5 separate regions of the Mus musculus genome follow, and all the other regions are linked to region 1. Evidence: chromatin loops called from intact Hi-C (ENCODE). Cell type or tissue: heart. All regions are shown on one strand. Each heading gives the region's core, and the rest is flanking DNA. Links, peaks and the distances in the headings are about the cores only.

Region 1 (6,184 bases), core at 486-5,485:
CGCTGAGCCATCTCCCCAGTAAGTGGGTTTTATTATTACTCTCTGAGAGAATCAAGAGGGATGGCAGACCATCTATCACAAAATAACCATCAAGGCAGCCCCTAAGCATTCTATTATTGGAGACTTGTTCTTTGGATTCTTCTTTTGGCAAGTCCCTTTTAAAAAATAAATATGGGTTTGGTATCTATCAAAGTATTAATAAGGGATGTCGGTAAACATTCTAATTTTTTCTTGGTTTGTAAGAGGTACAGGGTTATAAGACTTTTGCTTTCACTGTGATTTCATCCAGGGTCAGAGCTAGGCTCAGATGTGTCTTTGGATTGCTCTGGCTATTGCTTCCAATGAAATTTACACTTGGAAATGCTGTCAGTCTGGTTGAGTGGGACCTGACAGACCACCCACATGGGACCCAGGAGCCAGGCTGGTCCCAGCTCTGCCACCTACTGTGTGGCTCTCTGCTCTTTGAACTTCAGTTTCTTCATTTGCAAAATAAGAGGACCTGCTTGTTAGTGATTGACAAGTGGCAAACAGATGAACCTCTCTTGCAAATATGAAATGGTGGGGAAGAAGAGAGGCTGAAAGAGCAGCTGAAGAGCCAAGGCCAAAGTTGCTGAAGGGGGAAGGGCAGGGATCAGTGGGCTTGTTTATGGAGGGCAGTTCCTACTTCCCAGAGGACCGGCACTTGGGAAACTAGACTAAATATCTTTAAGCTGCTTTGAGAATGTTATAGTCCACTCCAGGGCAGGCAAAACTGTACCTTGGCCTAAAGAAGCAAGGTTTAGATGTGGCTAAATAGCTACCCGGAGAGGGGATTGTATTTCAGTCTGGGTTCCAGCCACTGCACATGCTGCACTTGTTTTGCGCTTTCCCTGGGAACACAGGCTTCCCCACCAACACCTATTGACCAGAAACTAACAGCCAGCGGAGCAGCCAACACTCCAGTGCTAACTATTCAGCTAAGAGTTTGTGCAATAAATTATGTCCTCCTTAGGGCTTGTAAGCATATCCCAAGGCCAACTGTTGATCCTGGCACAGCAGTCTCTTAAATATCTACTTACGGTTCTGGCTGCAGGGTTGTCTAGAAAACCCTTGACAAGAACAGCTACCTCAACAAAGAGTGGATCAACACAAGCTTGTTTTAGGAACGCTAACAGACACTAACTGGTTGGTGGAGAGCCAGCCACCCACCTTTTCCCTTTGTCTATGACTTTGTCTTCCTGTAGTGATGCACACTCTGAACCTCTTTTCCAGCAGTACTTTTTAAAGTGATGCATAATGACATGAACACAAGAGTCTTGGAATTAGGAAACCTGGTTCCCCTGCTGCCTCTTGCTTGTTGAGTGCTGTTGGATAGTGTAGCCTTTCTCACCCACCGGTCTGCAAGATGACTGTAGCAAACCCCTGGAAGGCAGCAGGTGTAGGTGACTCCAAGTCACCTCCCATAAGATAGATACATGGCATGGTGGAAGTCCTGTTGCTTGAAGTCTGGCCTGTTTTGTGTTGTACCTAATATTTAATGGTTCTCACCACATACGAATCACACAGAGAACTTAAAACACACACACACACACACACACACACACACACACACACACACACACACACACACACACACGTGGGGTGGGATGGGGTGGGGTGGGGTGGGAAAGGGGACTGGGCTCCTCTCCCTGGTTTTGGGTGGAGTTGCGTTGTGGATCTTTTTTTTAAAGTTCCCAGGTGAATCTAATATGCAGCAGCCAGGGTAGATCTACTTGGCTTTGGCTGGTGGGTGGCTGGAGACTTAGTTCTGCTTGATAAAAGAATGATTCTAGGATTTCCTCTTCCTGCCCCTTAGAGGAGCCTGCTTTGCTGGGATGGCAGGATGTTTCCCGTGTTGAGTTACACTCAGGTGTCTGGCTATTTCTAGAATTGCGTTTGTACAGCATCTGGACATTCCTGTACATAAGATGTGCGCATGCCTGACCTGCTGGTCCGCAGCGCTTTGGAAAACCTGTGTAGGCGTGGAGCAGCTGCTGCGGGTGGGCGGGTGCTTCGGGGCTCGTATCTTTCTTTAGGTGGCAGTCTGCCAGCCTGGGGGAGGCAGTGGGAGCTGGGATTCCCTGGTCTCCTTTTATTCCTGCCAATTAGGTCAGGTCAGCCTCTGGCTGTGTTAAACGCTTTAGGAAATTCCTGGGACCTTTCACCTTGCTTACCTTGTGGAGTCACTTTGGTCAGGGTTTTAAAAATAGAACTCAATGTGAAGCTAATTTCCAGACGTTGCTGTTGGTGAGGCACGCTGCTGTTCCGACTCTGGCTTCAGACGCTTTAGCTTTTGACCTCGCTTACTTTTCAGGAGGAGTTGGTTTTTAGAACTCAAGCCGCTTAGGTGGGGAGAGGCTCTCACCAACCATGTACGCCATGTTTTGGTACATCAGATTCACCGCTGATGAATGCGTCAGCCCCATCCACTCCCAGGCTCCCACCCCAACCCCAGGCCGGGTGTGAGCATGCTCCAGGATGCTCCCGCTGCCCCTGTGCCCATCCTCTGGGTTGCCCCAGTGGTTTAAGCAATCTGGCGTCAGGGTAGCCTTTCTTCCAGTGTACGATACTTCCTGCTTCTCACTTTCATGTGGTGAGCATCTTAGGCAAAGATCGGCAAAGCTAAAGCTGGCCTTGAACTCTGGGGCTGCCACTTTCTGAAAGGTCTTAGACAAATCATTTAACTTCTCTTGAGCCTCAGTTCTAAGATTAGGCTAAGGATGCCTGACCCAGAACTATAGTGAGGGTAACTGAGTGTGAGAAATAAAGTTGGACTTGGGTAACACCTGGCAGGGAGTGGTGGTTATCACGCCACCCTCCCATGGTCCAGAACCCTCTGTCTTCATGGCACTCAGTGGACATGCGGCAAACAGTAATGGATGAGAAGAAATTCTGGGTCCAAACCTGCAAGAAAGCCATTCTTACCATCGACTCCTTGTTGGATTAAAGATAAAGTCCTCCTGTGGTTTTATTTATGTTGGCGTCTTAAAAATGATATGTCCCTCCTGTCATGTATGGAAGGGCATGGCCAGACAGGACTCTCGGGATTCATTCCTGAGAATTATTTCATGAAGTTGAGCTACCCCAAAGAGAAGAAAATGAAGACCTGAGTGTTTGGTGGATGACCACGGAGCCCCTCAGCTATGCTACCTAGCAACAGAACACAATACCCGCACAGCTGAAGCGTTCATTTCCCACAAGGCAGCGAGGTGTAGAGACAGGATTTGACTAACACACAAGATGAGATACAGCAAATGGGATTCTTGGCTACCAAGTCCATCCACTTTCATGACATCACATTGGGGGAACCCCGAGTGAAAACGCTAATGGAATTGTGTCATCGACACTTAGTAGCTGGGTGGCCTGGGGAACACCATACAGTCTCCGAAAACTCCAGCTTCCTCAGCTAATAATGGCAGGATGGGAGACCCTGGCAAGGTCTAATCCTGGTTTCACAGGGCCTCCGACTCGGTTCAGTGCTAGTCTCTGCAGCCCTCTAGTGGTGTATGGTGGGAATGCAGTGACACCTCATTTGATGTGAGGACATAGACTGCTTGGCTCTATCTAGCCTGTCTAGTAAGCCTGTCTCAGAGGGGCCATGGAACAGAGAACTGCTGACCAGCTCTCAAAGGCATCGCAACTTTTATAACCTCCCTTCCTGTCTTCTCTGCATTGTGTCGGAACTCTCGAAAGCCTTGTAGATTAATAGGTGGGAACTCCTAAAATACATGACTGATAAAGGATAGGAACATTAAAATATATTTAAATTTAAATTAAAAAATTAACTTAAAGTCATTTCACACTATGTGTGTCCACTTGACCCCAGTCTCTGGCTGCACTATGTATGTGACATCCCTGGGTCTCTCACCTCTCTGTGCTACACACTTCACCACCAATCAAGTCTCGAGTTCTAGACTCAGGCTGAGATCATAGTCATGTGTTTGTGCTGTTCCTACTCCAGGATGGCAGGCGCTCACTCACCATCTTCTTCGGCCTGTTTATAATCCTTGCCCGTGGACACCAGCCCTTCTGAGAGGTCAACAGAGGGTTTACATAAAGGTGTCTAGAGCTATGGAGCAGAGTAAGGCAAATACACATGGCCTTGGGAGCCTTCTACACACTGGCCGTTTTCAGCTCTCCAACGTGGAGCTGTGACTCCAGACTTAGTATCTATCTGCCGGCTCCATTTGGCAGTGGACAGAGTTCAATCCTAGCATGACCGAACAGAGATATTAATGGCTGATCTCTTCCGGATATTTCCTTCCACCCTGCTTTTCTCACTTTAGCAAATGGTAACACTTGCTGTCCGCGTCCTCTTTGATATCTTCCTTCACACACATCTCCACAGCGAGCTCTGAGGTAACTGTCCTGGATCTACTTACAGACATTCTCAGGGCTGATACTTTCCTCCATCTCTACTGTCTGCTGCAACACACCAACCTTGCTGCAAAAGAACGTTCCAGAGGTTTTGAACTGCCACCCTTCACAAGACCAGAGGAGACTTTGTCAGCCCTCGTTTAAAACTCTCTAGTGGTTTTTCAGCCAGGCTTCATCTTAACTCAGACTAAATGGCTATCATCAAAAGGGTAGTAATAGGCACTAGTAAAGGGAATTCTGAGGACAGTGTGGGTGGCACTGTAAATTAGTACAGTCATAACAGAAAGCAATATGAATGCTCCTTAAGATGTGGAAATAGAACTACAATAGAACCAGCAGTCTGTGGGGCTGAAGAGATAGCGTCAGGGTTAATAGCAGGGCCATGGCCTGTATTGATGTCCAAGGCCATGTCACCACCAAACTCCATGCAGACATCTCTGGTCTGAGCTGCCTCCGGGGGCCATGTTGATGTCCTAGTGATGAGCGGAGCTGGCTCTGCCCCTTTCTGGCCCCTCCCCTCCCCTGGGCAGCATGGGAGAGCTGGCCAGGTAGTAGGGGTGCTAGCAGAGGTGGTGGGGTGGTGAGCTGCCCTAGGGCATAAGTGAGAGAGAGCTGGTGTGGGTGCTGCACAGCTGCCCTTCACCACTTGCAGCAGGTGGGAGAGCTGGCCCACCTTTTGCTGGGGCAGCGAGCTAGAGCTAGGTCTGGTTGTGTGAGTGTGGGAGAGTCCATCCGGTCCCTTGCAAGCTGCCTCAGACAGGAGAACTGTCCCTGCCATTCGACTGGATAAAGCAGGAGAGTTGGCTTTGGTGACGTGGGCACAGGAGAACTGGCAGGTGATCAATTCAGCCACCACCCAGGCCCAGATCCAGGGCCTTGAGTTGACCCGTCCCAACAGCTACCCCGTCTATGAACCGCTGGAGCACACAAAGGGGCTGGTCCTGCAGGATCTCCGTGACACAGGGCAACAACAGGATATCCAAGAGGATTCCTCGTGAGGATCTAGTATCGATAGTGCAGCAGAAAAGCCAGAGGGCTCGTACCAGACCAATGATTCATTGCAAAGAACATCTGAAAGTAAAGCTATTTGGGTAAAAGGGTATACTGGGTAACACACTAGCTTCCTCGGCAAGATTTTTGTTGTTGCTTTGTTTTGTTTGTTTTTAAATTTTGTGTTTTCCTTTAGAGGGGAGGTTGCAAGCATAGAGGGTGGATATGGAGGAATGGGGTGAATGGTGTGAAGTTCACACACACAAAACCAAACAATAAATGTTCAGAAGAGTTAGTTTTGCAGAAGTACAGACTAGAACAATGCTACCCGATGCTTAGAAGGACAAAGAGGGTGTAGGTGTGATGAGGAGCTTGGGTAACTGGCACAAAGTTGTACTAAGACAGGAGGAGTAAATTTCAGGGCTTACAGTACCATAGGGTGGTCCTGGTTAAGAATTGTAAATTTCAAAATAATTTGAAGCGTTTGTGTGTTCTCACCACAAGAAATGGTAAATGTTAGTCATGTTGAATATAATAATTACTCTGATCTGATCTGATCTGATCTTTACACAATGTGTGCATGTATATATGTCTATGTGTATGTTCCTGTGAATATGTATATCTCAAAGTATCACACCCCATAAATATGTATTATGATATATCAATTAAAAGTTTTAAGAAATGTTTTAAGCAATAGTCCTTATAGTGAAGGCCTATAATCTTAGCTGCTCCGGAGGCTGAAGCAGGAGGATTACACATTCAAGGCCTGTTTGGACTACAGAGCAAGTTCAAGGCCAGC
Region 2 (6,184 bases), core at 738-5,737, 260 kb before region 1:
ACAGGATGATCCCTGAGTCTAACTAGATGAGGGCATATGGAGTTAGAGGTGAAAAGAGCCCTAACATCATTAGAAGCACTAAGATTCATTTACAGTCTATGACTCCAAGCCATACAGGAGGCAAGGGCACTAAAAGGTCCCATACCTGCCTGTGTGGTCACACAGAGCTCACAGCACAGCCGGGCTGGGAACCCAGCAGACCTGCCATCCATGGAGTTGGTCACTCAGAGTTCAGGCAGACTTTTCCTTTGTTTTTGGTAGTGCTGGGGATGAGCCCAGGACTCACAAAGGACACCCAAATGCTCTCATTCTGAGCTACAACCCCAACTCTACTTTCCTCGTCAGAGATGGAATGGCCATGGCTCCCCTGTTTCCAGAGCCTCTGAGAGGTTCAAGTGAGGATATACTTACAAAATCGTTATAAACCGCAAAAGCTGCATAAATGGGAACTCTGTTTCCTCTACTCCCAACTGCCTTTTATCCCCCTCTTCAAATTTACTAGTATGATTATGGGATATTGGAGCCCAAATGGCTGCCAATCCAGCAGAGAGACTGTTGACATTTGATCCTCTGTCTTTTCTGCCTTTTGTGTCACGTCTCTTAAGATGGGCAGTTAGAAAACATGCTCTCTCTGTATTCATGTAAGAGGGTCTGATCTCCAGGGGGTGGGGTGGTGGTGGTCTGAGCTTCAAAGAAGAAAATTGCATCGAGGAACAGTACCAGACACACCTTCGGGTGTCTGTCAGAGTAGACCGAGAAGCTTTGTTTCCTTACCCAAAGGGGGGCAGAGAGAGCAGAGGGTCATCTTGGGAGCAGTCATGCAGGATGCAGCTCACTCTAGTGGCTGCCTTTATCCTTTCTTGGCTAGGCTATTTGTCTGCATTGCCACTTGAAGAATACTAGTGCATTAGGTTAAGCAATGTGCTGGCCATCGTGAGTGATTTGTTTTGCAATCACTTTATGCCACTTTCAGCATTGTCTACAACGTGACTCGGTTGTTGGGTTCTGATGAACCATGTCTGGGTGCAGATGGCTCAGGAGAAAGACCTTGGTGAGTTCTGACTGAAGGTTTTCTTTGTGATCCCATTGATTAACATTACTGTCTGTCCCATTTTTAAGAATGTAGACAGTAGAGGCTGGAAAGACGGCTTGGCAGCTAAGAGCTTGGGCACTGTTCTTACAGAGGGCCCAAGTTCAGTTCCCAGTATCCACAGTGGACAGTTCACAACCACCTGTGACTCCAGAAGCAGGAACTCTGACACAATTTTCTGAATTCTATGGATACTTACTGTGGTGTTTTGAATACGCTTGGCCCAGGCATCAGCACTATTAGGAGGTGTGGCCTTGTTGGAGGAACTATGTCACTGTGGGGGTGGGTAATGACACCCTCCTCCTAACCACATGGGAGCCAGTCTTCTCCTAGCAGCCTTCAGATGAAGATGTAGAACTCTCAGCTCATTCTGCACCATGCCTGCTAGATGCTGCCCTGCTTCCCATCATAATGATAATGGACTGAACCTCTGAACCTGTAAGCCAGCCCCAATTAAATGTCATCCTTTATAAGAGTTGTTGTGGTTATGGTGTCTCATCACAGCAATGAAACCCTAAGGTACTTGCATTCACAGACCCATACAGATACACATAATTATAAATGATAAAAATAGCCATTTTTAAAAAGATTGTAGACAATGACTACTTCTCTGGCAGTAAAATCACACAAATGTATTACTTGTTACAAACTCTTAAGCAAAGATCATAATCGCAGCTACCATACCCGGTGCTGAACATGCCCCTGGAATAATCTCTCAATTCTCCCAAGAGCCTTCTGAGGCAGGTTGACTATTTACACTTCACAGGTGAGGAAACAGCCACTTAGATGGGTGATTTGCCCAAGGTACCATTGTTGGCAGGTAAAGGATGTGGGGTACAATAATAATCATCTGGGACAACGGGCCCACGTATGAAGTTCTCCAAAAAGGATTTTTAAAAATAAATGCGCACTTGGTTGCATACTCTATGAAAAGGTCTCTGGAGTGAATAAAATGGGAATGTCCTCTTAACTCTCATTTCAGGTCTGGGGGATTTACTGTTATCAGCCTGGAGTCTCCTTCCATCCAGGGATGACTTTGCAATGTAGCAGCCCACAGATGGTCGCTGGGTTCTCATGACTGTACAATCATCTCTATAGGCTATATGAGATAGTGCTCCAAGGCTCCGCTGGACCCCTACTCAGGAGCAAACCACTCTGAGCAGAAGAAATGTGAAGAATTAACAGGCGGTTCCAGCCAGCACCTCACCTCTGCATGTCCTTCCTGGATGCCTTCCGCTGTGTGCTACTTGTGAATACCAGGCCTAGCCAGCCCTGGACACAGCAGTCAGTGACAGTACCACAAGCCCTCCTCCCTCTCCCACACCTCCTCCCTCAGCTGCTTCTCCAGGAGGCCACGCAACAACGTGGGATCTTTTGCCAGGATGCTCAATGAACAGGAAAGTGGGAGGGGCCACAGCAGTTGCCTGTCACCTTCACCACAGCTGAGGCTGTGCCCCCATCTAGTCGCACTCTGGCAGCAGCTGCCACAGCAACCACACCCTCAGCCCAAGTTCCAAGAGTCAAGTGGCTGTCCCCAGTGGCCCTGTGTGTTGACAGAGTTGAAACAGATGGAAAATGACTCAATAGAAAATTGACTGAGTCAGAACCTCAAGACCGTGCCTCTCTCCGGGCCGGCCCGTTCCATTTCTGCGTCTGTGGATTACCAAATCTGGGTTCTAGCTGTGTGTTGGATTCAGGGAAGAATGAAACGAACTTAGGAAGATAGTATCGTGGCAGTTCTTCAGGCACTGTGTGTGGCAGACAGACAGATAAGCCCAGGAAGTCACAGGTCCATATCACATGGATTCCGGGGTTTCTGCCAAGCTTTGAGTCTTATTAAATATTAAACCACAAAAGCTCATTTTCTCTGACTGGGGACATCATGATAAAACTCTGTGGCGACAGAAATCTGGAAAGACTATTGTTGGGACACTTTCACATCAAAGCGAAACTACGTGCGGTTACCCTGCCTGACCGCCCTGTGGCAGCTGCCTTAGGTGGTGGTGCCACCTACAGATGGGGCTGAGTGTGTCTCAAACAACCTTATCTCCAAACCTTTGCTCTTTAAAACTACTTAATCTCTGGTCTGTGATCCTCCAGGTTGCAAGGAAACAAAAGCAAGTGTGTTCACAGTTTGACCTCCTCTGGGGTCACAGTTTAAAGCTTTCAACCCTGACTATGGCCATTCAATAAATTCAAGGAAAGTGAGTTGAAAGAACACAGCTTACAATACAGGCTGACAAAACTGTACTAATCCTGGGAGATGCAGACGAGGGGAATGCGATCACCTCCTGCACATTTAACAATGAATAAGGCAGTGCGTTCCAGAATTAAATCCTGAGAAAGTGCTCTGGGCTGAGACAAAAAGTTGGTACCAGTCATTCAAAAAAAATGTCTTTCAGTTATTTTGAGGAAAGCACCCACATTCACATCCTGGCAGGGCCTTGATATATTTAAAAAATATACTTTCATGCAATTATGTATAATACAATGGGAGAAGGTTGGAGTCATGGCAGAAAGATGCCGTAATTTTTCTTCTGTTAAATAAATGGAACTGCAGTAAAGAAGCCAAGAAAGGAAGAAATAACTACTGGAGTGCCTGACTTGTCGCAAACGCCCAACAAAGATTAATTACATGCTATTTCTGCTGTGCATATTTTGTATACCATTGCACTGTGAACACACTCTCTTCTGTGTGCTTTATCTGTAAATATTGATTGCAGCTTTCTTAACCAATGTCCCTTCCCCACCCTCTCAGGTTCAGGTCTTCTTTAATTATTACTGTTGCATATGTGTGTGTGTGTGTGTGCACGCATGTGTGTGTGTGTTAGAGGGAGTGTGTATATCTGTGTGAATTAATGTATAAATGCAACCTGCTGAGTTCATGTCGTTTGTGTACATGTTTCTAAGGCTGGCCACTTGGATCGGATGAGCATTTAGAGACTCATCCCTGGGGAATTCTAATCCCCCTCTGTCAGCAATCCTTAGCTGCCTGTGGCTCATCATCTGGAAGTGGGACCCTGGGACATTCCCCCAGTCCATGTTTATCTTATTAGTTTCTTACCTGTCTTGCTTTAGCTCTTCGTATTTGTCCCTGAAGCTTGATTGTCCAGACTCCCCTCTCATGGCGGCTCATCCTCTCTGACTGTTCACACAGGTGTCTGCAAGCGCGTGCTCTCTCTCCAATATCATATCTAGTCCTCACTGACTTCCTGTACACTCTTCATCGTAAACATATAAATCAGACTTTACCTTATCAATAAAACATTAGCATACTTTATTCATGGATACATTTTAAAAATTAATCCAATCACTATTTCTTATCTTCTTAATAAGCCCAATGCTTAAAAAGTAGGGGGACTGTGAACTTATTAATACACTAATAAACATTTCAAAGATATAAATTGTTTCTGTGAAATGAAAATGTTTGTCTGTTTGACAAATCAGTTTGTCAGGTCACATCTATTCCTGTAACAAATTTATGCTTGTTCAATTTTTAAACAAGCATAAAGTAAAACGTGGTGATTTATAGTAATTTCAAGATTATCTTCAAAATGACAAATTGAAGAGTACATGAAAATACAATTTTATCTATCAAACCACATGCACAAGCCTGGGGGACTAGGGCGCTGGCTCAGCGGTTCAGAGCACTTGCTGTTCTTCCTGAGAACTGGAGTTAGATCCCCCCCCCCCGCCCTGCCACCCATCCCACCCCACCCGCTGGCGTCAGGCAGCTCAGGACTCCAGCTCCAGGGGATGAGATGCCCTCTGTCTCTGCTGCCACTTATGTGTGGGCTCATATACACATAATTAAAAATAAAATAAATCTTCAAAAACCCAAACCTAGATTTTATAACTACGAGCTATGTGTCTGTTTATTGGACAGTCACCTGAGGGCCACACCTCACCAAGTTAAATAGCAAACAATGCTCATGCCTGGATCATCTTCCAATTCCCACCTTTCTCAAGCCTACCTGAAGGGGCGCTAGCTGGGTAGAACATGGCAAGCATGGCTCTGACGGGCCTTGCCCTTCTCCCTCATTCCCTCTGCCTTGTTAAAAACTGTTAGATTATATTCCTAAAGCTAGCCACGGAAGTCTATTTCCTTATTTATCCACTTCCTCCTCCTGATGCTGACCACCAAAGTCCAGATGTCAAAGTATTGAAGTCCAGCAATCAAAATTCCCCTTTGGCTCACTTAATAAACATGTCCAATTAAAATTAAGCAGCTCATCCTAACAGGGGTTTCCTCTGTGCCTTTATAAACTGTCGTTTGCCACATCTGTCTCCTCTCTACCCAGAGGCAGCTCTTTGGTATCTCCCCCATCCCTGCCCCACCTGGGACAAATACCCCTGCCCCCTCTCCTTGTTCCCTTCCCCTTCTCCCCGACCCTCTATCTCCTGTCTTTGTCTCTTATTCCCTGCCCTTTGACCCTCTAGGCAAATAAACCTCTTCTGTGCTGAGTACTTGGTCTGGGTGTGCCTTGTGCTGAACTCTGGTCCTTTCACTACTGTGAGTGTTTATATCTCTGCCCCTGAGGCTCTGTATACTTGAAATATCTTTAGCAACTAGGTTGAAATATAAAGATCTAACCTCAATGTCACAATCTCTGTGAGGTAAGCCCACCAACCCTCGGCGCAGTGACATACCCTTTGCTCTGCACCACCTGATGCCCAATGGCATCTGTCATGCAGTCGGGTGTATCTCCCTGTGTGACTTCTTTGGCTTCAGAACTTGAAAAAGAGGACTGGGATCTGTTTGCTACTGCATTTCTAGACAGTGCCATTGTATGGCAGATAGATATGTGCCTGATACCCAAGGATCAGAAGAAGATGTCAGATCCCCTAAAACTGGAGTTACTGATGGTTGTGGGTGTGAGAATGGACATTCTTCTCTTCTTCCTCTCCCCTTCCCTCCTTTCCCCTCCCTTCCTCTCTTCTCCCCTCCTCTCTCTCCCTCCTCTCCTCTCCCTCCTCTCTCTCTCTCTCTCCTCTCCCTCCCCTCCCCTCCCCTCCCCTCCTCTCCTCTCCTCTCCACTCCTCTCCTCTCCTGCTCCCTCCTCCCCCTCCTCTCCTCTCCCTCCTCCCTCTCCC
Region 3 (6,184 bases), core at 412-5,411, 400 kb before region 1:
AAGTCTGGCCTACAGCTGCACCTTGGCTGACATTCATGACAAGTAAAACTGCAGCCAGGGACAGTTGCCTTGAATTAAAAAGAAAAGAAAGGAAGAATGGGTCTTTTCCCTTTGCCATTTCATTTTATTTTGCCTCAAATAAACATATTGAATGTGTCAACATTTTCCTGGGGAAAATGTGGAAATGGAGGCAGGAAAACTTCATTGCCTATGGTGCAATTTAGTTAGTCTGTCAATCATGAAGGGCTTCAGTTCCCTCATCTTTGAAGAGGGAATAACGGCAAACAAGAGGGAGTCCCCAACTGCAGTCCCTAAGCCCCCGGAGGCTCCACGTAAAGTTACCATTCCTTGGAATCTTAGCCTCTAATATGGAAATAATAGTGACACATTCCATCATTGAGATGTTTGGGGGGATTTAATAAGATAATAATACAAGCTGTTAAGACAATTCTTCAGAAGCAAGCTTGAGGGCGATCTACATACAGTTCTACCACTAGATGGCACCATCAACACAGCCAGAGGATAAACGACTCTGAAGTCGGTCTCTGCATGAAGTAAGTTTCACAGTTCCAAAGAACTTGCCTTTTTCTTACTTTTTGTTTGTTTGTTTGTTTGTTTGTTTGTATGTGTTGGTTTTTTTCTGGTGTGGTGTTGGGGATCAACTCAGGGTCTCACATATGACACGAAAGTGCTCCTATACTTCCTGTAGAGTTTTAACTTTTTGATGTAAACTTTATTGTGGTCAGAACTTGTCTCAGGCTAAGTAAACTGTGCTGGGGAATGAGTGGAGGTTGGGTCTGGAAATCAAAACAGTCTTTTTGAAACACAAACCTAGTCATGTCCTTCCTGTACTTAAACCTCTCTGTGGCTTGCTATCAATGAGTCACTCATGGACCTGCTGCAAGGCACCTGGAAGGGCAGGAGGAGGAAGAGGAGGAAGAAGAGGAGGAGGAAGAGGAGGAAGAGGAGAGGGAGGAGGAGGGAGAGGAGAGGAGGAGGGGGCAGCGTGGGGGGTCAGGGGCAGCTTGGGTCTGTAGCATGGTGCATGGGGGGGGTGTTGCTCATCTCTTACTCCTGCCCATCTCTTGCCACTGATGTCTTTGTACTCAACTCTCAGCATCTGCGACCCGTTGGGGTCCCGATTCCCATTACCCTCCTTCTTACTGCCAAGCTTCTGCCTATGCAATGCCTCTACATTGAACCCTGACTCATGTCTTGAGGCCTCATTGAAGCTTTAGTTTCTCTTGAAAGTCTCCTCTGACCCTACTGTTCTCTTGTTCTCGATGGTTCATTTATGTGTCTGTCTCTCCCACCAGTGTCTGAGATTGCTGAGCACAGGAGATCCATCTTGCTCAATCTAGTTTATGAAGCCCTAGCAAAGGAGAGAACCTGGTGATGTGTGCGGTAAGAAGCTGAGTGTGAGCAGAGACAGGCCTTCTGGGTAGGTGAGATGTAGGAGTGGAGATGGAAAAGCAAGACATAGCACTGCAGGTTCTCAGGAGTCAGTCATTGGCTTCAACTGGGGCACAGGGGAAGTTTTCCCAGGTTTTCTTCTAGGTCCCGCAGAAGACCAGGGTGAGATTCTTCACATAAGTCCCAGGGAGACTCTCACACTGGGCTCAGGGTTGAGTGGTCCTGACAATGGCTTGCTTCTAAGGGTCATTTTGGATGACCTTCATGGTGTCTGAGGTTGACATTTCTAGCTGCTCACATACCTAAAGGGAATGGTCCTACCAGGGCTGCCCCTTAGTGAGGGAAAGCACCAGGCTTTATGAGAAATCGCTCTTACTGCATTTTCCTTCCAAGCCAGTCCCCCAGGCGTCTAAACAATGCCTCTCCAGGCAGCCTAGCACAGCTGTCATAAAATGCAAGTGAAATCGGTATCTATGGAAACGGGCTGGCTCCTAGCTCCCTTTTGCCCGGCTCACTCCCTGCCTGTGGCCAGGATAGGTCTAGACTTCAGGCCCTGCCCTCAGATGACAGGGCTGTGTCTGTGCCACACCATCCTCCCAGATCCACCTGCTTCTGACTTTCTCTTAACAGAGGCAGGGGAGCACCTGTGGGGAGGGCGAACTTGCTGGAGTCCAGACACAATGACTACGACAATGTGTCTGCACAGACACAGGGAGAGCTTGGTGGATATTAGCCCCGGTTTGACCATTGGAGCTTCCTTCACCTCTTGAGAAAGCCTGGACCATTACATGGTCAGCACGGTTTACTCCCCAACTCCTCTATCCACCCAATGGCTGGGTGTGATTTTTCTCTCTTCTGCCAAATTAATTATTCATTAGAGGTGCACATGTGATGTTGCCTGATTTAAGAGGTTGATTGATTGATTGATTGATTGATTTGGGTTTAAAATGAATGAAAACCAGCCTGCTTCAACATGGCAGAATGGCCCCAAATGGGAGCAAAGATAGAGTTTTCTTTTCCTCTTCAGCCCAGAGCTACTGATTTATTAAATCATGAAAAAAAAAATCTGCCCTCCCCAAGGACAATCTATCATCAAAATGCATTGCATGGGCTGGAGAGAGGTCAGCTCTTAAGGGCACTGGCTGCTCTTGCAGATGACCTGGGCTGGGTTCCTAGTCCCACATGGTTGCAGCCATCTGCAACTCTAGTTACAGGGGATTCAGTGCTATCTTCTGGCCTCCATAAGCCTCGGGTATGCCCCCAGTGCCCTGACATGCAGGTGAAGCACTCACACACATAACATAAAAATAAATCTATCTTAAAAAAAAAGATCCAACAGGTCACATTGGAGCATTGTAGGTAGTTATATATCTTATCTGTGGGTAAAACGGGCTGAAAAGGTAGCGGGAGTGAGGCGGTGCCATTTACAGAAGCCATTGAACAGCCAGAAATCTAAGGAACTCATTTCAGCATGCCATTACCTCCTGCCTGGGTAATCGAGCAAAGAATCAGCCTGGACCATTGGTGAGCCTTGACCACGAGGGGGTGCTGCTGTTCCGGCTTTAGAGCCTGAGAGCATCAGGGGAACTCTGTCACACCAGAATAATGGGCGTGGAAATGAAGGGACAGGGAACGGCAGGCAGGAAGATGGGGTGTGCGTGTGTAACTTTTTATTCGGTGGCCACAATTATTCTGGTCTTCTAATGTCCTTCTCACTATCCTGGTGGGGTTAGGTGACCCTCAGGGATGGTTGTTGCTGTTGTTGGTAGTGGTGGTGGTGGTTGTCGTCGTCGTCATCTTCCTCCTCCTCTCCCTCCTCCTTTTCCCTCCTCCTCCTCCCTCAAAAGCCCCTCTCATAACCGTGATCTTTGTCCTACCATCTGTTGGTCTCAGTCCCAAATGACCAAATCCAAATACGCTTCTCTACTACATTCCTTCCCTTTACCCCTCCCAGACCTGCTTGCATTTCTGCTGGGCCTGCAGAGCCCTGCTGTGCCCCTGCCTGAACCAGGGGTGATAAGAGCAGAAGGAAACGTAGTGGGTGTAAGTTAGCATTGTTCAGAATCGATTCTAAGAGTTACACCTGAGATTGTGTGAATTTGAGTCCCAAGCCTGCAAATCCCAGACAGACCTGCTTGCAGGAAGTCCCTGCTACTGTGGGTTCTAATGCTAAGGGAGGCAGTAGGGAGGAAGTCTCCTCTGCTGCTAGCTGGATAGCTGAACCAACAGAGACTTCAAGTTCTTGGGCAAGGCTCCATTCTTCCCTTGGCCTATTGTAAAGTCCAGAAGAGTGGAAAGTACCGGGGAACTTCTGTCCTAGGCCCGCAGCTGTATTTTCATATCCTCCAGATTAGAGTCTTCTAGGGAGACTGCAGTCGTGGCTTATCACCGTGCCTTAGTATTTTCTGTATTTCTGGGCTCTGTCGGCAATCTCAGAGCCCACTTTCTATCTACAGGGAATTTGGCTAATTCTTCTAAATCTTAGTTTTTTGACATTTGAGGTGGGGAATGACTGTTATGGGGACTTAATGAAATAATCTATGTAAAGAACTTGGCCCACAGACTGGCTTTTACTTGGTGACAGACACTTAGCCAGCATACAGTGAGGGTAGGGGCCGGGGAGATGGCTTAGTGGGTAAAGAGCTCACTTTGTAAGGGTAGAGATGTAAAGTTGGACATAGAAGTCTGTAATTACAGTGCTCCGGAGTCAAGATGGGAGGTGGGAACAGAATCCTTGGAAGTTTGAAAAGGAGCCAACACAGTGTAGGCAGCACTTCCACAGTGTGGAAGCTGAGGACTGATGCCTGAACTGGCCTTCTCTGACTTCCATGTGAGTATTGTATCACGCACATGCCTACGCTCATGTGTACCTCACATGTATGTGGGCATGTGAACGAATTCACCCACCCCAAGTATTTATAATTAAAAATTATTTCATGTACAAGTGTTTTGCCTGCACGTATAGTGCACCAAGTGCATCCCTGGTGTCTGTGGAGGTCAGAAGAGGGGGGGGGGTCCCTGGGAGCTGGAGCTAGAGATGGTTGTGAAGGCATCACATGGGTGCTGGGAGCCAAACCTGAGTCCTCTGCAAAAGGAGCGAGCGCTCCCAACTGCTGTGCCATCTCTCCGGCCCCAGAAAAACTTTTAAAAAATGCAGTGAGGATAATGCAAAGCCAGGTGTTTCACCTCTGCACTTTACCATTCTTGCTATAGGATCTCAGGAAAGCTGACGGGGTTCATGCGGCTTAGTTCCTTTCTGTATAAAATATAATTTAGGGTCTGGAGAGAGAGCTTGGGAGTAAAGACCGTGCTTAGCCTGCACAGGGCTTGGGGTTCAATCCGAAGCATCTCATTTAAACCAGGGGCTGGGAAGACAGAGCAGTCGTTAAGAAGGCTTGCTGCCTCATCCTGAGGACTGGAGTTTAGATCCCAGCACCCACGTGCTGCAGATGCTTGTAATGCTAGCTCCAGGGGATCCGACACCCTCTGTAGTGGTTTCAGTGAGGATGTGGATTCTTGGTTTCCAGTTAGTGAAACTGTTTGAGAAGTATTAGGAGGTGTGGCCTTGTTGAGGGAAGGTGTGTCTCGGGGGTGGGACTACAAGTTTCAAAAGCCCACAGAATCCCCAGTTGGCTCTCTCTATCTCATGCTTGTAGTTCATGATGTAAGCTCATAGCTGCTGCCCCAGTGGCATGCCAAGATGTCTGCTGCCATGCTCCCATCATAATGGTCCTGGGCTCACTCTCTGACACTGTAAGCCCCCAATAAACCCTTTCTTATGCAAGTATCCTTGGCCATGGTGCCTCTTCACAGCACTAAACAAATTAGCTAAGATACCCTTTTGTGATCTCCATGGGCACTTTTACACACATGTGTACCTACATAAACTCACACACAAATAGTAAAAATAAATTATTAAAAATTTAAATAAGTTAAACAAGGTAGCTCAATAACAGCACCCTAAGGTAGTTGCATGGACCACATAGCTAACATGTGCAGACTATCAGAATAGTATTGGCACGTAGTCAGTACCCAAGAAAGTCCAGTCCTTCTGACCTGTGTCACTGTGGCCTGGATTAGCCAAAAGAATCTGCAAAGCCATGATGCATGCTTGGCAGGAGAGTTAGTTTTTCTTTTCACTTTGTACTAAAACGAATCTGTATTTGTTGTTTGGACAACTGATGAACCCTGTGTTTTGGTAATTTCTTACCCCAATAAGCCCGTATAAAAAACACACAACTTAGTTATTGTGTTTATAAGCTATATGCCTAGGTTGGGCAGATCTATCACTGTACTAATTTATTCCTCATCTATGAGACCTCTTGCTACTTGGAGCTTCTCCAGGCCATGTGGTTCTGCTCCATCTTCCTTCCACTTCCTCCTTCCTTTCCATTCCCTACTCCTCCCTTACTCTATAAAACCTCCAGCCCCACCTTTCTTTCTTTCTTTTTTTTTTTAAAGATTTATTTATTTATTATATGTAAGTACCCTGTAGCTGTCTTCAGAGACACCAGAAGAGGGCATCAGATCTCATTACAGGTGGTTGTGAGCCACCATATGGTTGCTGGGATTTGAACTCTGGACCTTTGGAAGAGCAGTCGGGTGCTCTTACCCACTGAGCCATCTCACCAGCCCCAGCCCCACCTTTCCTTTCCACTGCCCAATCATAGGCTCTAGCCTTTATTGGACCAGTTAGAATGGGGAGAAGGTTCCCATGAAATCACCTGAGTACGGGATCCACTCCTCATCAGGGCAGCCCCTCTTGAAGAAG
Region 4 (6,184 bases), core at 327-5,326, 260 kb before region 1:
TGAGAAGAAAAAGGAGCCCCCACTCTAGAGGCTTCTTTAAGCCTCTCAGCAGCTGAGAATCCAGAGTTCTTGTACAATTAACATTTGCTGCTGATCTTGGAGCAGTACTTCTTTTGTAGAGAAGTGATGCTGTACACCCATGGTAATCATGTGTGTACAGGTGCATGTGCATGTTTGAGTGCACAGGTAGAGGCCTGAGATAGACACCAGGAGTCTTTCTTGATTATTTTCTACTTTATTCAGTAAGTCAGGGTCTCTCAGTTGAACCCAGAGGTCATTGAAACAGCTAGTTTAGCCAGATGTTTTGTTCCAGGGATTCCTGTGTCTACCTTCTAAGCACTGGAATTACTGTTGAACCACACATCCTGCCAGCATTGCTTCTAGGAGCCAAACTCCGGTCCCCACACTAGCATTGCAAGTCCTTTATCTACTGAGCTCTCTCTCTCTCTCTCTCTCTCTCTCTCTCTCTCTCTCTCTCTTCCCCCTTTCTGGTCTCCTTTCTACCCCTACTGCACCATCTCCACCCTACAGCTCCCTTTCCCACGTTCCTGTGCTTGCTCTTGCTTTGGGGAGCCATCTGGCCCGCCTCCATGATCGTCACTGACATCCCATGCTATCAGAGTGTTGGTGTGTGCTACTGTGATTAGCAAACTTGACTTGGAAACTCAGCAAAGACAGACACAAGCCAACCTAGGTGAACATAGCCCCCATTTGGAATGACAGCATCAAAGCAAAGGAAGGTTGATGGTGTTGCACAAGGAACTGAAAGCCCTGATGCTGCCTTTGATTGGACACCTGCCTCCAGCCACTTCAACTCGTGAACATAAGGTGGTCATGAGCTTAGAACGCTTGCACAGAAAGTCTTTATTCATGCAAACTGTCTCAGCTCAAATAGGCTGCTCAGGTTTACCATAAAGGGGTAATAGAAAGCTATAACTGTTTTCAATATGTAGGAAACATCTGGAGTAACCACACATTCACCAGGAATAACAGAACAAAGGCATTCTAAGAAAGCCTTCTTCAAGTTTGTTTTCACTTAAGATTCTGTCACCGTTGTGGTCTTGATTAAACAAGGGGAGGAGGCAGGGATATTTATCACTGGTAGGGCAGAGGGGAGGTGTCAAAGGCCTGCCTCTGGATTGGGGGTGGGGGGGTAGGGAAGACAGACCTGGCCCAGAGGCAAATGAAATTAAGCATCCAGTGGTGATCTCTGTATACTCGTGTCAAAGCATTATTGGCAGTAACCGAGATACAACTTAAGAGTCCACTGATGGGTGGTATGTTACTTTGCTTTCCTGTTGCTGTGATTAAAAATGATGACAAAGCAGTTCACAGGAGGGAAGCATTTGTTTGGCTTACATGTCCAGATCAGTCTATCACTGAGGTAAGTCAGGGCAGGAACCTGGAGTCATAAGCTGGCATACAAACAATTGAGGGGTTCTGCTTCCTGGCTTGCTCCCATGGCTTGCTCAGCTTGCCCTCTTATATTACCCAGAATCCCCTGCCTAGCAGTGGCGCTGCCGACAGAGGCTGAAACTTCCCACTCAATTATTAATCAGGAAAATACCCCACAGACTTGCCTGGAGGTAATCCTGTGGAGTCAATCCCTCAGCTAAGGTTCTTTTTCCCTGATGACTCTGCGTGTGTTAAATTGACAATAAGACAAAACAAAACAAAACAAACAAAAACCTAACCAGCAAGTGTGTGTGTGTGTGTGTGTGTGTGTGTGTGTGTGTTTGTAGTGTGGGGTTGGGGAGAACACTGGTATATATACAACATGCAGTATTACTTAGCACTAGGTGAGGAGATACTGCTATGTGCAGCAACCGGTGTGAAGCTGGACACGGAGCTAAATGCACACAAAAAGACAAATGCTTTATAACATTACTTACATACAGATTTTTTTTTTTTTGTTCCAAAAGTCAAACAGAAATACTGAGAAGGGCAGTAGCTGGCAAGGGCAGGAGAGAGGGAAGAGATGGAAAGATGGGGTCAAAGGGCATAGATCGACAGTTGGGTAAAATGAGTAAGTCTAGAGAGTTAACGCAGAGCATGAAGTCTAGAGGGGTATGCATTAGACGCAATATAGGAAAGTTTCTAAGAAGGCAGAATGTAGACGCTTTCTGTTCTTGCTGCTCTGATAATTAAACCAAGGCAGTCGTCCACACTAAGCAAGTGCTACAACCGCAGCCTTCTTTTTATTCTGTTCATTGAGACAGCGTCTCACTACAGGGTTCAGGCTGCCTTTGAACTCACTTTGTATCTCAAGCTGACCTTGAACTTGTGAACTCCCTGCCTTAGCTTCCTGAGTAGCTGGGATGGCAGCTTAGCTTCCTGTGTCATTAGGTGCTCTTGTTATACAGCAAAAGGGAGAGGGTAGCTATGGAACAAGTTATGTGAGTTTTTGTTTTGTTTCATTTAAAAAAAAAAAAAGTGGAAAATCTAGGTATGATGGTATATGCCCTTAATACCAGCACTCAAGAGGCTGAAGTAGGATTGAAGGTTTTAAGCCGGCCTGGGTTATACAAAGCACACCACCACCGCCAGGGACAAATACCAGCAATAACAACAACAGCAACAACAAGCCAGCCAAAAACAGTGGAGAGGAAAGTGTGGAAAAAGTAATTGACTAAACTGCAAACTGTAGGGACTTTTTGCAACATTGAATCTTTCAAAATATAGAAGCCCTCAGAACAAAGAGAAATACCAAAAGTGCCCATGGCAAAGGACTGGAGTCAACCAGTGGTCTCACCTTGCAGCTAGTTGGAAATCAGGACAATGCGACATGTCTGGGCCATGGGGCAGACTAGCCGCAGTTGTGGGTAGAGGTAGGCAGAAGGGGTGGACAGAGGAATCTCTGCTTCCTAGACCATTGCTCCCTGGACTTTACACGGTAGTATTCTCAGTGTCCCCACCTGAGAACTGTTTGAGTTTCTGATCTTCCTAACATCATTAGATGGTACAGAGAAAAACAAGACAGAAGGAGGGGCCCTGAGGCTGCCCAGTAACAGGAGAAACTGGAGGCCTGTGGCATCCACCACTCAAACAGCAATCACATCAAGTTCCAGACAAAGCACCTCCAGCCAGACCATCCTCCACAGAGGGGCACCAGAAGGTCAGCAGCCTCTGTTGCTGCCTTTAGATCCCTGTCCCTTAACTGGGCTGCCTTGCCGAGCCGCATAGGAGAAGAGGAGCCTAGTCCTACTGCTACTTGATATGCATGGGAAGCCTCCTTTTTTCTGAGCCTTTTCTGAGGAGAAAAGGAGGACAGGAGAATGGTGGGGAGGGGGGAGGAGAGGGAGGGACTGTGAGGAAAGACAGGAGGGGAAACTAAGGTCAAAGAAAAACCAAAGGACAGCAGTTCCTCAGGCTTAGGGTAGCAGATTACCCCTCCCCTTCGAGCACAAGGAAACTTGCAGTTTGGTAGAAACTTGGAGAAGCAAAGGGAAATGGAGCAAAGATGCAGAAAGATTGCTCACACACCGAGGGCCACACTTGCCCTTGAGATTATCCTGTCCCCTGTAATGCAGATGCCTGTCTCCATGACTGCAGGGTTAGGATAAACACACAGTTTTTTCTGTCCTGGATGGACCTGTGAGTAGAGTTACCACAGGAGGATTACCACGAGGGGCGGCCCCAAATTTTCTTAAAACTGGCTCAGTTGGGATCTCAAAGGAAGACTGAATGTCAGGGTGAGGGAGGAGTCCAAAGCATTCATCCAGGGGCCATCTTGCAGAAGGGCTGCAGAGCATTCCGAAAAGCGTGGTGATGAGAGGCAGCCACAGCCGAGGAATCTGGACCTGGAGCAGGTAAGATTAGGCCTTGGATTTGGTGCAAGGTCAGGGCTGGTTTCTTTGAAACACATTCATCAGTGCCTAGGAATGGTCCAAGTATGGGACAAAAACACAGTGCTAGGTCACAGCGCTGTCATGAAATGACATGTCGCTCTACAGGGAAAAATCAGTGGGAACTGAGGGATCCTAGTGTTTATTCCAGTTCTGGAATTGCACACACACACACACACACACACACACACACACACACACACAGGACACACACACTCCTCATAACTCTCTAAGCAGATACTATTATTTTCCCATTGTATAGGTGGAGGAATGGAACAGAAAGAGGTAAGCAACCTCAGGTCCCGTCTAGCCCACTGGTTCTCAACCTTCCTAGTGCTGCAACCCTTTAATACAGGTCCTCATGCTGTAGTGACCCCCAGCCATGAGATTATTTTCATTGCTAATTTATACTGAAAATTTGCTACTGTTATGAATCATAATGTAAATATCTAATATGTAGGACCTTTGTGAAAGGGTCATTCAGTCCACAAAGGGGTCTTGGCCCACAGCTTGAGAACTATTCATCTAGCCTATGCCATTAGGCGCTCTTAACCATCATGGTAGGCAATGAACATCCTCTACTGAAATGTATCATTTTCCTGGCCATCTCTGTGTATTCTTATGTAGCCTCCCCTCCCCAGCCTGAAACCTGTTTGCTCAGGTTTCAGTATTAGAGAGCATCAGGGCGGAGCTTGCCGCCCTATCGTCCTGCCACTCCCACTGCTGCTGCCTGCCTCCTAGCTGTTCCGGAGCCATCATGTGTTCACCTGCAACTTTACTCCAAGATGATTTGGCGGGAATCAGGTCCCTTCCCCTGCTTCATAACTGAGTGTCGGAAATAGTAAAATTGAGCTTTGATCAGAATTTTGTCTTAGCTATGTCTTTCTCTCACCTGCCTAGCTCCCTCTTGTCTTCCAGATTCCAAGATGCCTTCCCAGAACAGAACCCAGACACGTGAGCCGCTGCCAGACACAACATCTGGCGCCCACGCGGGACTGAGAAACAGCAGAGGACATTTGGAAGAAACACTGCTGGTTTGGAGGTCCATAGAAGAAGAAAATAATTAAAGGAAATTCGTACCGGAGAAGGGCGGTATGGGCTAAGCTGAAACAGCGTTTAACTGGGCGCTAATTCACTTAGGTTCAGCAGTGAAGCATATCAGGAGCTAGGAACGTAACAGGCAGTTAGCTGTAGCTCCCAAAAGCTACATTTTTAGGCGTGAGAAAAGAAAGGGTTTATTAAAAGGAAATTAATAATCAGGCAGATGGCCGCAGTTAAAAAACTGCATTATGTGGGAGGAAAATGTCCCAAAAAGCAGAGAGAAATTTCAGGAGTGCCATGCTTTGTTCTCTCTGGGCTTTACAGCAGAAGTACTCTGCCCCTTTTGTGTCTTGTCTAATGTCTGGTGCACCAATCTGTTCACGTGTTCAATTCATGTATGTTCGTGTCCAGTCTGTATGAATGAATGTTCTATGTTTTATGTTGGATAATAAAGATGGCAAAAATACTTTATCTGCAAAGCCGAGAGCTGCCACGTGCTTCAACCAGGAAACAGACACATGGCAGGAGGGCCCCTGCTGAAAAAAAACTGTTCATTATAAATAAAAGGGGGGAGGAGTCTACAGCCTCTTAGTTTCGGGGTAAAAAAGCGATAAATGTTTTTTTCCTAGAGCGTTCTCTACAATCGTGATTAATGTGTTTGGCAAATGATAAAGTGCTTTTTATTCCATGATTGTAGCTAAAAAAATGAATATTCTTTGATTGGTCTAAATGTAACTGCTTCATTTGGTTCTTTTTTTATTGGCAATGTGCTCTGCGTGTTTTCACTATCAGCTCATAAGTTATGGGTTAAGATTAATAATTATTACATTGCTACAGATGGTTAGTCTTAAAATTGATAACTCAAGTTTAATGTCTTTCCAACATGTGGCATAAGGCAGGCCAAGAGGCTAGGTCTCTAAAGATATTTCTAGTATGTGGTTCCTATCCTAAAAAGTAAAATTAAACATAAGATTTAAAACAATGTCTCTTTGGGGCTGGTGAGATGGCTCAGGGGGTAAGAGCACCCGACTGCTCTTCCAAAGGTCCAAAGTTCAAATCCCAGCAACCACATGGTGGCTCACAACCACCTGTAACAGAGATCTGATGCCCTCTTCTGGTGTGTCTGAAGACAGCTACAGTGTACTTACATATAATAAATAAATAAATCTTAAAAAAAAAAAAAAAAAAAAAAAAAAAAACAATGTCTCTTTAATAAAACATTAAAATTTGCACTGTCATACATTCATAGGTATAAATTGGCAGCCAAACTTCATAACATGATAGTAATGCTTCTAATA
Region 5 (6,184 bases), core at 633-5,632, 140 kb before region 1:
GCATCAAGGAAACAGTATTTTCCCAGATAAAACAGGGCCGGTGCACATACTTACAGTGGTTGTGTCAATATGCCTAAGACCTACATAACCTCCAGCCAGACAAAATCCCAGAGTGGGCGGGGGCGGGGCCGGGGCCAGGGCGGGGGGGGGGGGGCCAGGGGGCCGGAGTGGAGGGTGGGGAATGGGGAGGAAACACCAGGTATCTCTACCACCTGAGGTCTACTGGCATTTGGTAGCTTCTGGGAAAGAGAGAGTCACTGTTTGATGTGTGGCCTCTCTTAGGTCAACCACACACCAAGGCAGGTTCCACTCTCTAGCTAGGCAACACAAACTGGGCTTGAAGGAAGAAAAAAAACAACAAAAAAAGAAAAGAAGAGAAGAGAAGAGAAGAGAAGAGAAGAGAAGAGAAGAGAAGAGAAGAGAAGAGAAGAAACAACATTAAAGTTGGGAGGAAAAGGATAAGAGAGTGGCTATGGGAGGAGATGGGGGTGACTATATTCAAAATACATTGTATGATATTCTCAAAGAATTAATAAGCATGTTAAAAAAGAATGACTCCTGCATGAGACTCGGGGGGAAGACACACTGTTTCCTGTAATGGGAAAGTGGCATCATGGGGAAATTGGACAGTTAAGTTTAAGGTATCAGGGTGACTCGTGTGTCCAGAGCTTATGCTGTGCAGACAGCTTAAAAACTTAACTGCTATCAGCATGCAGAAGGCATTTCCTAGTTGTGACTGGGCAAGCTAGAACAGTCAGAAGAGAACCTTGCATGTTTGCTGATGGAATGTCCAAGGAAAGGAGCAGTGAGGAAGCCAGGGCTCTTCCTCCATAGAAGGCACTTAAGGCAGCCTTCAGTGCACAGCGGGAAGGCAGATGCTTAGATCACAGATTGATTTGTGGGTGTCTCCAGGGTAAGTCACTCCCTAAGTAGTGGAGGAGCGTCTATGTGGGAAGTGAGAAAAAATGAAGGCCCCTGGAAGTGCGGTAAAGAAGAGAAATAAATACAGGCTCCCCCGGAGACTTTAATAGAAAGAGCTTTCTGCTGTGGTAAATAAATAAAACAAAATCTTGAAAACGTAAATTCACACTAATTAATTGAATACTGGTTAACAAGAGAAATGTAAATTGTATGTCTCCACCTGTGCTCCAACAACCGGAATGGGCAAGAAATGCAGGGGCTGCTTCCCAAGCAAGGGTTTTGAAAATCTTCTCAAAGCCACATAGAATACCCCCCCACCTCCGTGCTGTCCCCAACACTAAGCACCATCCCCCACCCCCACCCCAGCAAGCACAGCTGGACTTTACTCTCCCAGCAGGACTCTAACTTCTGCTTTGACACCCTGGGGCATCTCATAATTGTTCAGGGGCCCTGAAGAAGTATTTTTGCAGAGACACCTGTTCTTTTGTGCTTGGTGAGATAACTCAGCTTTCCCAGGCTTTAAATCTGTGTGAGGGAGGCAGTGACTTCTGCACCCACCAGGGCTTGTAGGCTTTCGGATACTCACCTTCTCTAGCAGTGTGGCTTCCAAGCACGGTTAAGTACTGAGTCGGAAAGCTAAGAGCTGAAGTGTGGTCACCCACACAGAGGCAGAAGGCACTCCTGTCTGACAGGAGCCCTGACAGGCGCAGTAGGCAGAGGAAAGTACCTTTCATTATGATCCTTATAGTGCAGCTCCCTGTATTTTCCCGGTTAGCTCCCTCCAATAAGAAACGTCTACAAACTAGATTCTGCTCATTATTCACGATCTGCTTTAAATGTGTTATTTTTGAGTCTACCAAGAAATTAAGGTTCTAGTGACTTTCTTAAAAATAAGTTTATGACTTTGAAACAATTACAGAAGAACTAGGAACGACAGAGTCAATACTGATGCAGAACTTAGGAAATCTGCCTTTTTAAGCAGAGGAGAGTAGCTTAGGGTTGTACATGGGTGTTTACCCGTCTTCCCGTGGCTCCCTTCCCCCACCCAGCCTGTCTCCCACACTCCACTTTATGTACTTCTGAAGCCAATCCAATTACCTGATTTCCCTGCTTAAAACGTTTTACGTATGGTGCTGGGCATCAAACCCTAGCCTTGTGAGGTCAAGTAAGTTTAGGACACTACCTGCAAGGCTTCCTTGCTTAAAATTTAAGTTCCAAGTCCTAGAGGGCCACACCAGGCTCTGCGTGATCCAGCCCCTCTCTCGGAGCATTTTCTCTACGCCTGTCTTCCTTCAAAGAGGCTCTTGCTGTTCTGCTCTCTTCCACCTGTCTTCCAGGAAGCCTCCCTCCTTCCAGAGTCAGTTCAAAGATCACCCTTCGTTTGAAGAAACTTCCTTTCCGGCTGCTTGTTCTTTTCTGTTCCCACTTCTCTGCAGTAGCCACCAGGTCGTATTGTAACCGACTCACAGTTTCTTTATCCTGGGCTCAGCACAATCCCTGACACACACAGTAGGTGCTCTATCAGTGTCGGCTGAGCAAATGAATCTTCCCCTTAAGGCTAACTCCCTTCTCCTTTCAGCACTTTCAAAGCACCCAGAAAAGGAAGAAAAAGAAACCACTAACACAGGCAACATTCAAATGCAACACAGAAGCCATCTTTCCCAGGGTGCCTGGAGCTGCTGCTAAGAGAATAATCATGGGAGCACGACCCATACCGCTATGGAGCACCGTGACTTTACTTAGCTACCACAGTCACAGTCACCTAAATAGTCTGTGGAGCCCAGGGAGAAACAGAAGCACGGGACCTCTATATCGAGAGTGCTGAAGTGATAGCCCCCTCATTGAACTATGCTGAGGCCCCATCTAGTCTACCTGAACAGGTGATCCATCCCAGAAGCCAACCTTGACAAATGCCATTGAACTGAATTTATAGCATTATGTGACAATGAGGAAGGATGGGAGAAAAGGATCAACTGTTTCAAAAGCAGCTTCAAACATTGAAATTGTTTACAGATTAGCTTTAGCCTGGGGGCATAGAGCTTAATCGTAGATCACCCATGTTTAATCCCTTTGTTTAAATTTCTCATGCCACACCCTACATTAGAAGACTAAAGTTATATATTTGCATATTTCCATTTCTAGCTATAGGCTTGTTTTAGATCACATTATTTTGGAGAAAATGCTGCACGGTCCTTACCAACCCTTAAAGCCAGCACAGCACCGCACCCCACTTAGTCCTGAAAGTAACAAGCTATGATTTCATTTTCTCCATGAAACCCAAACTGTTTGGGTGGAGAAACTAGCTGAGCCTTTACTACGTCACTATCCCATCTTTGCCCCTCCTTATTAAAAGCATTACATTGTTAAGTTTTCCATGCACCCACACTCAATCTCTCAAAAGTGTGATTTTTATGTCGATCCTATTAACTTACCAATTACATCTAAAGCTCACATAAATTTGGCTTAGCAGAGGTTCTTGGGATGGACTGCGGCTGAGGGATGCTGATGAGGAACAAGGAAGGCTTCCAAGTCCTAAGAAAACATAAGAAATGGGAAGGCTGACCTGCGCTACTCCAAGTTCTCCAGCAGGGGGCTGCAAGGCAGGAGTGACACACCCATGGTTCCCCAGCAGGCTGTGGCTGTCTCCACACCTCTTGCTGCCCCTCCAAGTGAACACTGGCTTTTAGATCAACTCCCTCCCTACCTGGGCTAGTAGCCATGGGACCCAATTCCACGGTGACTGCAATGCCAGTATCAGCAGTAAGGTGTGGGGCTGCCCCAGCCCGACCAGCTGGCCTGTCTCTTGGGGGTTTCATCTCACGTTCCTCATGCTTTTTACCCTGTTCTGTGCTACACAATTCAGGGCCAGAAACATCAGAGACCAGGGCAGCTACATCCATGAGTCGTGATCATGGATTCCGGCCTACTGTCTCTATGACACAAAATGTGTTATCCAGTATCAACAGAGTAGATCAAAATAAGTCTCTTCTTAAACTTGTGGGCTCTACTACCCTGACCGTAAAGGTGATTATCGTATATTTCACAGATCCTCTTAAGGAAAGCACACACCAAGGGGACTGGCAGCGTGGATCTCCCAGTGTGCACATCCACTTTTTTGTTGTTTGGGGCTCCTGAGCAGACAGACATGACAGGCGAAGATGAAAGCAGCTCTCAGAACCATTTGTCAGAGAGAGAGAGAGCCACATTCACAGGCAACAGTGTGTGAAACAGCAGCCAAGTCTAATTTGTCCAGGTCTGACTCCGCACCTGCTGCTCCTGGCTCAGCATCTCACCTGAGAACAGACATGCACACAGACACAGCATCTCACCTGAGAACAGACATGCACACAGACACCCTCTTGCTGAGTTCCACGCACAGACAACTCAAAAGGAGTACACTCACCAGAACAAATCAGCTGTGCAGGGACACAGCACCGAGTACCTCAATGCATGACTTGTAGGATAGACATCAATGTGTTGGGGAGCCATATGTGGTTAGCAGAGGTGACCAGGGGCAGGCTGGGGTGGAGGGTGGGCAGAAAAGACCACAGTCGCATGGACAGTCAAAACACAGGATGTGTAGGTGTGGTAATATTTTATGTCAGGAAGATCCAGGGAGGTCTCAGAGCTTATTTAAATAACTTAAGATCTATGTTGGCCTTCCTAGTTGATTTATACCATTTTGCTGGCTCTCATGAAGGAACCTAACGAAGGCCAGCTCTTGCTCTAGAGCAGTGGTTACCCTCCCAAGGGTCAGATAACCCTATCGTAGGGACTCATTTAAGACTGTTGGAAAACAGATTCATAACAGTAGCAAAATTAAATGAAGTAGCAACAACAAAGATAATTTTACTGTTGGTGCCACAATGTGAGGAACTGTGTTAAAGGGTCACTGTGTTAGGAAGGTTGGGAACCACTGCTCTAGAGGGGAAGATCAGCTGTGAGGAAGGCTTGCTTTTCTGCTGTGATGGATTCCAGAGAAGGGAGCAACTCTACAAGGAAGGGTCGCTGACAGCAAGGTATGCTCTCAAGAGTGCCCCTCTCCTTCCCCATCTCTACAGCCAGCTCCAGTATTAGGACTCCAGTCATATAGTAACCAATGGCCCTGATACGAAGTGAACAGGAAGCCAAGGCACAAAAAGGCAGTTCTGTTTTGTAAGAAACAATATATTTATTTTTCTGACACCACAGCTCTGGTGAGTGGTTTTGTACCAAATTTAATGAAGATTACACAGAACGTTTCACGCATGGGAAGAGGGAGGGAAGGGAAGGAACACAAAATTTAAAACAAAAACAAAATCCTGGATAGCTTTTAGCATCGGTTCCATTCCCACACATTAATAAAATTCACTTGGGAATTCCTAAGAAAAGGAGAACAAGAAACAAGGCGGGCAAGGAAGAGTACACCAGGGCGGGGAGGGCAGGGAGGGACAAGAGGCCAGAGGGCATCCGAGGCAGGGGCGAGGCTTCAGGGAGAACCCCAGAGAGCCTGGGTATTGCAGCTGCCAAGGGGAAGAAGAGAGGGGAAAGCAGAGGGCCACCAGCGGGGTCACAGGAAGGAAACACACGTAACCAAGGAACTGAAGGAGGAGAGAGAGGAAACCGTGAGGGCGGGCAGGTTGTACACTGGAGACAGACCGTGCTGAGGAGCACGTGAACCGAAGAACAAACGTCCCAAGCTTCAGTATTTTTAAAAAGAAAAATGTCCCCCCTCCCCCCACCCCTCGCTGAACTCAGTTCCTTTTTTTGTGCTTTTCGTTAATACTCTGCTCTGAGGTCGTAGTTTGGTTTTTCTATACACTGGAGTTGAAAGAAAATAGTCCAAGGTCTGAAGATGGATTCTCCATCGAAAGTAAACAGCCCAGCATTCCTGTTCTCCTCTTGCCCCAAAGACTAAAGTCTCTGCTAAAATCCCTTTTACAATATAGTACAGTACACACATACACACAAAATAAAGCCCAAATCAAAAGTAAAAAAAAAAAACCAGAAAAGAATCCTGGGAGAAGCCAGTCCAAAGGACGTAAACACAGAACGGTGCAACACATGACCGATGGCAATTCTCAAACACGGCTACAGACTCCCAAAAGTAGGTGCCGTCACGGGATCCCCATGTCCACAAAAATAATTTTTAAAAAATAAATCTTAAAAAAACACACCTGTTGATTAAATGAATAATTTGTTTTCCGGTAAATCCATACATTCTTGGTTCCCTCCTCCCTCAAAGCAGCCCCGGGTCCCTCTTCTCCTATTGCATGACCAACAG

What was found. A loop is a pair of places that touch in the nucleus more often than their neighbours do. Peaks named below come from ENCODE experiments on the same cell type or tissue, not always from the same donor. Only the 100,000 strongest peaks of a DNase experiment are listed, where the experiment ranks them.
Region 2: a loop joins it to region 1, with 3 times the contacts of the local background. A loop is called at or near these places in 27 of 42 quality-filtered maps.
Region 3: it touches region 1 in a loop (8-fold over the local background); 37 of 42 quality-filtered maps call a loop at or near these places.
Region 4: a loop joins it to region 1, with 3.0 times the contacts of the local background. A loop is called at or near these places in 27 of 42 quality-filtered maps.
Region 5: a loop joins it to region 1, with 5 times the contacts of the local background. A loop is called at or near these places in 26 of 42 quality-filtered maps.

The regions. Positions count from the first base shown.
Region 1 is chr3:97,335,495-97,341,678 of GRCm38, forward strand. No RefSeq gene overlaps it. Among named protein-coding and RNA genes, the nearest start is that of Gm40101, 8.2 kb to the left of the region's middle. In heart, for the core only: a CTCF peak has its summit at 3,512 (motif pointing left); DNase peaks (open chromatin) are centred at 2,117 and 3,517; H3K4me3 peaks cover 467 bases; H3K27ac peaks cover 367 bases.
Region 2 is chr3:97,073,575-97,079,758 of GRCm38, forward strand. The region is part of intron 1 of 4930573H18Rik (RIKEN cDNA 4930573H18 gene); the gene reads right to left. It overlaps Gm31120 (a long non-coding RNA gene), which reads left to right and starts at 579. Exons shown (of 2, transcript XR_375878.1): 1 at 579-1,051; 2 at 2,073-2,446. In heart, for the core only: CTCF peaks have their summits at 3,094 (motif pointing left) and 5,039; a DNase peak (open chromatin) is centred at 3,047; H3K4me3 peaks cover 312 bases; H3K27me3 peaks cover 885 bases.
Region 3 is chr3:96,935,938-96,942,121 of GRCm38, forward strand. No RefSeq gene overlaps it. Among named protein-coding and RNA genes, the nearest start is that of Gja8, 13 kb to the left of the region's middle. In heart, for the core only: CTCF peaks have their summits at 492 (motif pointing right) and 2,948 (motif pointing right); a DNase peak (open chromatin) is centred at 2,964; H3K4me3 peaks cover 334 bases; H3K27ac peaks cover 1,560 bases; H3K27me3 peaks cover 1,063 bases.
Region 4 is chr3:97,080,078-97,086,261 of GRCm38, forward strand. The region is part of intron 1 of 4930573H18Rik (RIKEN cDNA 4930573H18 gene); the gene reads right to left. Among named protein-coding and RNA genes, the nearest start is that of Gm31120, 9.0 kb to the left of the region's middle. In heart, for the core only: no CTCF peak of the experiment used is centred there; no DNase peak of the experiment used is centred there; H3K27ac peaks cover 744 bases; H3K27me3 peaks cover 316 bases.
Region 5 is chr3:97,198,591-97,204,774 of GRCm38, forward strand. Bcl9 (B cell CLL/lymphoma 9) reads right to left here. Exons shown (of 10, transcript NM_029933.4): 10 at 5,072-6,184. Among named protein-coding and RNA genes, the nearest start is that of Bcl9, 26 kb to the right of the region's middle. In heart, for the core only: a CTCF peak has its summit at 3,506 (motif pointing right); DNase peaks (open chromatin) are centred at 3,611 and 5,451.